2 separate regions of the Homo sapiens genome follow, and region 1 is linked to region 2. The links are chromatin contacts, found by Hi-C in ENCODE. All regions are on one chromosome and are shown on one strand. Each heading gives the region's core, a stretch centred on a gene start or an enhancer-like site at or near the end of the contact. The rest is flanking DNA. Distances are from core to core; before and after follow the strand shown.

Region 1 (3,890 bases), core at 506-3,005, 790 kb before region 2:
ATCACACATCCAGGAAGCAGTAAAGATAAGATTTGAATTCAGGCAGTCCAACTCCAAGGTTATGTTCCTAACCACTACGCTGGACGCACTTCCTCACTGAGCCTGACCTGCTCCTGGGTTCCTGATACCCCAGCCGCAAGAGAGCATCCTTATGCCACTGTGCCTTTGTCATGCTGTTTCCTCAACTAAAGGCCCCTTCCCCAATCTCTGTCCATCAAAACTAATTTTTCAATGCTCAGGCAAGTTTTCTCTATGACAGCATCCCCACCCCTGCCTGTTGAAATGAATCTTGGCTGAGACATGGGCTCCCACCTCCATTTAGTTTCTGCTTCATGTTGTCATGGGCAAGACCCAATGGGAGGATACTAACTTCCTCTCTTTCCAGGATTTCCTCCCCTGGGAAACAGCTCAGTATCTGATGGTGGAAATGAAAGAAGGAACTGAGCATGTGCAGCTCAGCCCATCCTCCCCTCTCCCTAGAGCCACCTTGGCAAAGGAAGTGGCCTGCACCAGAAAGAGCCTATGAGGTCCCATCAGGGCCTGTAGTGATGCACCTGCAATGCACATGGTGCCTTCTATTTGAGAGCATGGCTCCCCAGCAACCTGCGGATGATGCTGTAATTCATTTTGCCAGGTGGGGTAAGGCCAGGAAGGCGGTCTGGGAAAGCAGGCATTTGCGTTGTGGCCACTGCACAATGCCTGCCAGAGTAAATTAAATTGGTGTCTGGCTTATGGACCAGCCTTGTCAGGTTGGTCAGTGTGAATTAAGCTCTGGGCAACAAGCCCCTCCCAGTGAATGGATAAGGGTGTCTGACCTGTGGTAGTCCTTACCTCCATTCTCTCCCCTGTCCACACCACACCTGCCCCCACAGCAGACAGAGAGCCTCATGCCCCTGACAGGACCCGGTTGGCAATGTGCCTCCTCAGCCCCAGAACTTACCCTTCAAGGGAAGCTACCCTCATTTTCCTTCTTACAGCAAAGAACACACATGCATACACACAATTTACCTCCAGGGAGGAACAAATGGACGTGAAATTATTTCATTGCCTCAACCAGATCATAAACAGATTCAGAGAAATGCTTCAAATGCAACCTCAAAGTGAATATTTCCAAAAAGCTTCATCTCAAAAATTGCCCCCCTAAAAAATAATACAAGCAAGAGGTTAAGCTAAATGATGGGTAAGAGGATGCATTTTACTATTTCTATTTCTGTGTACATTTGAATTCTTTTTATAGTAACAGGCTAACACAAAAAACCAAACCACCACCTGGGGATGTGGACTTTTCAGGGCAGGGGGCAGAGAATTCTACTTTCCCTTCCAGCAGAACTGAGATTTGAACCTAAGTTCCTGATGACTCATTTGGTGCTCTTTCTACAGTGCCATTCAAACTCCCTGAATAGGTCCTAACATTCCACCAAACTCTCCTTACCTCTCACCTCACCACAGTTTAGAACCTCATCATCTCTCAGCCAGATTGCAAAAGCTGCTTCCTCTGGGCTTTCTACCTCTAGCCAACTTCCCTGCAATCTGTCTTTCTTTCCCTGTGCAGGCAAGACATGTTCCATGGAGCTCATGACATGCTCCTCTGCTCTCAAACATTCCTCGGCTTCACAGTGCTTTCAGGAGAGAAGCTGCATTTTGCAGCTCTGCCAAAGTCCTCTAATACAGTTAACCTTCCCCGCTATAGTCCTCACCACTCTGAGTTCCAGCTTCACTGGACCACGTCCTACCCTCGCATACAGAAATACCCCATTTTCTGTACTTCCTCTACGTGGGTGCTTTTCTCCATCTCTACTTTCAAATCCCACCCATGCTAAGGCCTTATCCAAATGACCACTGCCAGAAAACCTTTCCTAACACCATTACCCCTCATCCCTGAAGGTGCTGGATGCCTCAGCTCTGCTCCTGTCATATCTGGTACACACCTTTATCGTCAGAGCTGTCTATATTATTTATGAAGATGATAATAATTTGTATTATTTCTCAATGTGTCTGCCTCCCTGTCTAGATTAACTGCTAGAGAGCAAGGAGTATGCTCCATTCACCTTTCTATCCTCAGAGCCCAGCAAAGAACCTGGCACAGGACCTTCAGTAAATGTTTGTTGACACAAAATGTTAAGTGTTTGTGTACCTGAGTGGAAAGTGAAGGGAGGCTGGGCATGTAACCTTGGCCAGCACTCTGAAAGAAGGATTGGGGGCTATCCATGACAGCCTCTCTCATCGAACTTTCTCCACACCTGGGGTCCCTTCTCTCTTACAGCCAGATATTCAGAGGTGAAAGCGTCTCTACCATAAGGGGAACTTACGCTTGGGCCTGGCATGAGTGAGAGACATAACTGATGGATGCAATTGTATTCCTGAAGGACCAATGAGAAAAAAGGATGTCACTTCCCCTAATAGATAATAAAACCAGGCACTTCTCCCTATTCCATTATTTTAGAATGCTAAGCAACAACAACAAAAAAAAACAGATATGAATTGGTAAGTTTTCTCTATTAGCTGGAGCGTGCGTAACTTTTGCCTATAGCCAACTCCCTCCTACGAGCCTCCCTGGCTGCCTGCTGAGGAATAGGCCCCAGAATTTGGCAGGCTGGAGGTAAACACTAATTGAATTAATCAAAATGTATTCTGTAATTTGAGCCTTCATTTCAACATTTGTTGAACAGTTTAATTTTGATTCAATGCAATGCTTTTCCCCTTGCAATAAAAAAAGTTAAGTCAGTAGAAGACCAAAGAATTTCTTTAAAGACAGGCCTGTGTGCACTGTCAACAACAGCCTGGCCTCTGCCTCCATCAGAGGAGAAGGAGGCTTCCCCCGAAGGCCTGGGCTGGAGGGTATTAGCAGCTCTGTGTTCACTGGAGTTCCGAGGGCCACACGGGAGCCAGATGAAGACACTGCACAGAAACTACTGCTGCCAGAGAGCCTGACTACAAGTAAACAGCTCGGCCTGGAGCTGAGCCTTTGGACGAGGCCAGTCAGGCTTCCTCCACTAGCTAGCTGGGTCCACCATCCTCTCCTGGTCCCAAGGTTGGCAGGATCAGTAGTAAGTGCCTCTCCATGCTTCACCATGACACTGAGCCTTGTTCAATGAGGATTTTGGAAACACCCTGTTATGAGCTGAATTGTACCCACACCCTCAAAATTCTTATGTTGAAGTCCTAACCCCCAGTACCTCAGAATGTGACTATATTTGGAAATAAGGTCTTGAAAGAGGTAATTACATTCCAATGAGATAATTAGGGTGGGCCCTAATCCAATAGGTGGTGTACTTAAAAGCAGAGCAGATTAGGACACATGGGTACAGAGGAAAGACCATGTGAAGACAAAGGGAGAAGACAGCCATCTAAAAGTCAAGGAGAGGCTGGGCATGGTGGCTAATGCCTATAATCCCAGCACTTTGGGAGGCCGAGGTGAGTGGATCACTTGAGGCCAAGAGTTCAAGACCAGCCTGGACAACATGGTGAAACCCCATCTCTACTAAAAACACACACACAAAAACTAGCCAAGTGTGGTAGTACATGCCTATAATCCCAGCTCCTCAGGAGGTTGAAGCAGGAGATTCACTTGAACCCAGGAGGTGGAGGATGCTGTGAGCCAAGATCGTGCCACTGCGCTCCAGCATGGGCAACACAGTGAGACTCCATCTCCAAAAAGAAAAAAAAAATTAATAAAAAATAAATAAAAGTCAAGGAGAGGCCCCAAAAGAAACCAACCCTGCCAACACCCTGATCTTAGAGTTCTGGCCTCCATAATTGTGAGAAAATAAATTTCTGTTGTGTAAGCCCCCCAGTACTTTGTTATGGCAGCCCAAGCAAACTAACACACACCCCCATTTGATCCTACACACGCAGCTGGGAAAGTTATGGGAAGAAGGCAGCCTCCTCTC
Region 2 (3,681 bases), core at 1,040-3,539:
GGGTGTTCTCAATATTGATGGGCTTTTTAGTTGTCAAGGTGAGTTGCAATTTGATAGCCTAATTTTGGCACTTCCTCTTACATAGAATCAGTTGGAGAAATTTCTATCCAACTAGAAATATGTCAAATTAAGAACAGGAACAATGAATATCATTCTTATTACTGCTATGCAAACTGTGAATATTTATAACTTCTCTGGTCTTTGTCAATATAAATTTCTCCTCAGAAGGAGACTTTTAAGGTTCTTGGACTTCAAAAACTGCTACCTTGCCCAATGGAAATAACATAACTTCAAAAATAATCCTGCAATTCTGAATGCTTGCCTTATTAAGAATTTATTGCATCTATCTTAAATTTATAATTGATATATCTGTGTTCTTAAATGGTGTGGATACTTAAAAATATCAAATCAGAAGTGTGTTTTTGACCTTTCTTCTTAAAATGCAAAGAACAAATAAATGACTGTTACTCTCTTAGTGCTTGTGTTTAATAAAGAACTTGAGTTTTAGAAATTTAAATCACTGGAGGGATGTAGAAAAAGAGCCTCAGATGTTGCAAAAAAAATTGCTCACACACAGAAGTCACATGTTACCTTAGTGGGCTTCATTTTTCTCACTGTCAGGGCAGGAACAGATGGGAATTTTGATAAAAGAATCACTGAAATTGAGTGTTTCCTCTTTTTTCTGTAAAGCTCTGAGTTTATCGTGCGTCTGGGCCTAATCACTATTCACCCCATTTAATTAAGAAACTATGAAATGTTAATTCAGTATAAAGGGCTATTATCCTCAGAGGTGAAAGGCAAATAAGGGAGCTGTTTTGCAGGCATCTCTGTCCATCAGAGATAAGAAAAATGAGAGCTTTCGTTTAGATGGGCAGTTGCAGAGGCAACCATGGTTTCTTCTCTGTTAGACCACATAGTGTCATGGGAAGAAAGCTAGACTTAGAGTTCTCTGTCTGCTTCTTACTACCTGTGTGATCTTGGGTTTGTCATCTATCTCCTGTGATTATTTTTCTTTTTCCTATCTTGAAAATGGCCATTACCAAAACCATTTCTCATTAAGATGATCAACTGACATATTTTAGTTTTCTATTGCTGCATAACAAATTACCACAAACTTAGAGGTTTGAAATGGCACACATTTATTATTTTGTAGTTTCTGTAACCAGAAGTCCAGGTAAAGTACAGCTATGTTCTCTACTTTAGGATGTCACCAGATTGTAATCTAGTGTTGACTGAGATCATGGTCTCATCGAGGATTTGACTGGAGCTCTGGTTTGAGTGTTTGTCTGTTCTCAATTAATGTTGAAATTTGGTTCCTATTGTGGGGGTGTTAGAAGATGGAGCTTTTGGGAGGTGAGAGGGCCATGAGAGTTCTTGCCTCATAGATAGTATTAATGCTGTTATAAAAGGGTGATTTCAGCCCTCTTTTGCCTGTTTGCTCTTCTGCCATGTAAGGACATGGTGGTCCCAATGTAAACATGGTCCAGTTCCCATATGAACATGGTGTTCGCAAGAAAGCATAAACAGGCTTCCTTTCAATCAGCAGATTTAGAAACAAAAAACAAATACGAAAGTAAAACCTTACAGCAGGAAGTTTTGCACTGCTCTGAGGATAAACTCAGTTTCCTGTCTCACATAAGGGGCCAAAGCCTGGGGTGAAGCTGTACGTCGGCAGCCCCAGCCCCAGAAAAGGAACCTACTCTCCATGCACGTCTCTCTGGAGCAACCTGAAGACAGGATCTTGGCCTCAGGACAGGTAGGTAAAGAACAGAGGAAATAGAGCAGACAGAGAGATACAGCAACAGACCCAGAAACTAAAGTAGAAAGAGAAATTGATGTAAATAAACATAGGGAGCAGTCAGACACAGGGAGATTAAGACATGCTGGGAATACAAATGTGGATTTGGCATTGTCATTAATAGAGCATACTAATGTCCAATATGTGGCATTTAAGGGAAGAGAGTGAGCCAGATGGTAGGAAAAGGAAAAAGACTGGTTCCAAAAAGCTACAAATCTGGGAGAAGAAGGAGTATATAATTGAAACAGACAAAAAACATTTTGGTAACTTTTGTTATCAAATAAAAACAAACACATTTTTAGGTAAAGAGAGACTTTATTCACAAGGATCATTGCAACAAGAGGAAGGAGAGTATTGCAATAGAGAAAACCATCCAACCACAAGAGCTACAAGCATCTCAAAGACCAGAGAGAAAAAGATTTCCTTTTATGGTGAAGGATCAACAAAGCTAGAAAGATATCAGTATGGGGACAGGAAGATCACCATGAAATGTTTTACCCAAGGTCAGCTGATTCTTAGGAGGGTTGTATGCTGGGTCAGAAGAAGGATAGATCAAAACTCACGAGCATGGAAGAGGAAGAGAAATTTAACTGATATTCGGTCAAGTTAATAATCACTTTGTTTCTACTGTCCAGTGAGGATAAACAGTTCAGCTAATCTTTTATGAAGCTGAGAATGAGAATTTAAAGAGTCTGTGTCTGGCCTATCATAAAAAAAAAGACACATATGCCTTATCTAAGTCATATGGGGAGGGGTGGTTTTTTGTAATAATCCCTTTCTCAGAACACAAAAAAAGTGGATGGATTTCTTTAACCATAACTGTTTTCCAGGAACAAAGGGCTCAAGTAAAAAAGTTTCATGTTGTTAATTTGACTCATTTGAATAATAGCTAGTATTGCAAACACAGAAAAGAGAGTTGCTAACTTGACCTGGAAAATTAATGAAGCTTCACAAATAAAGAGAAACATGAACTAGGTCAGGAGTGTAAAATCCTAGGGAGAGAAAGTAGGGAAGGGTTCATATAGTGAAATATGCAAAGTCAAGAAACATCTTGAGGTCCTTGAGGTGGAGGGAAGATGGCTGATGTGGCATTTAAGGGAAGAGAGTGACCCAGATGGTAGGAAAAGGGAAAAGAGTGGTTGTAAAAAGGAATTACAGAGGTTAATTGCTGCCACATTATGAGGGGTCTTAACGGCCAGGGTCACGTAGTTTTCATTGTATCATAAACGAATGTAGGATTTCAAAAGTTTGTAAACAAAGAAGTAAATGATTTAAATACGATTTTCAGGATGGAATGTAGAAAATGGATCACAAGAGGAGTGAGAAAATAGATTCAAGGGCTACTCTCACAGAATAGGCAAATAGGGCACACTAATGTCCAATATGTAATGGGTATTCAACAGGAAGCAAAATTATGGGGGAAGAACTAGGAAAACGAAGCTTCCACGACATAAAAGTTTCCTGCTTCACCATTTCACCATCAAAACTGGGTGGATTTCCTTTATCAAAAATTTTCCTAGAAGAAGATGTGGCCAAAGGGCTAGAGCCAGGAATTTAGGATGAGTTTTTAATTGAATAAACCTTTCTACATAGTTAATCCAACAAGTCCAAAGAACAACTCCTAATCCAAAGGAATAGTAAGATATAGGGTAGGTGTCAGAGTCTGAGGCAAACTAAAATTTGGTAGAAACTAGAAAAGACAAGAAGGGCCTAAAGCATCACATAGTTAACAGCAGAGATACATCTCCTCAAAGAGGTACGCTCTAAGCACAAAATCTAAAGTAGTCTCAAGTGACCTTTAATCCCATTACTTCCTTATTTCTTTCTTAGCACTTAAAAAACTCTGAAAATGTTATCTACTTATTCATACATTTACAAGTTCA

What was found. Hi-C counts contacts between places; a loop is a spot of excess contacts on that map. Pooled maps may share reads with other maps.
Region 1: a pooled map shows a loop between it and region 2 (2.7-fold over the local background). The contact joins two enhancer-like sites. A Hi-C loop is called at or near these places in 1 of 168 maps with a recorded cell type or tissue (CD4-positive, alpha-beta T cell), 8 of 37 single-sample maps with no recorded cell type and 2 of 50 pooled maps.

The regions. Positions count from the first base shown.
Region 1 is chr11:7,531,615-7,535,504 of GRCh38, reverse strand. All of the region lies in intron 1 of PPFIBP2 (PPFIB scaffold protein 2), which reads right to left. The region is part of intron 1 of LOC124902806 (leucine-rich repeat extensin-like protein 5); the gene reads left to right. Among named protein-coding and RNA genes, the nearest start is that of PPFIBP2, 20 kb to the right of the region's middle. Within about 2 kb of position 1,755, at least 4 of the 41 ENCODE cell types and tissues checked have a DNase peak (open chromatin) inside an H3K27ac peak, as active enhancers do.
Region 2 is chr11:6,744,424-6,748,104 of GRCh38, reverse strand. No RefSeq gene overlaps it. Among named protein-coding and RNA genes, the nearest start is that of OR2AG2, 26 kb to the left of the region's middle. RefSeq lists an enhancer at 1,427-1,616. Within about 2 kb of position 2,289, at least 11 of the 41 ENCODE cell types and tissues checked have a DNase peak (open chromatin) inside an H3K27ac peak, as active enhancers do.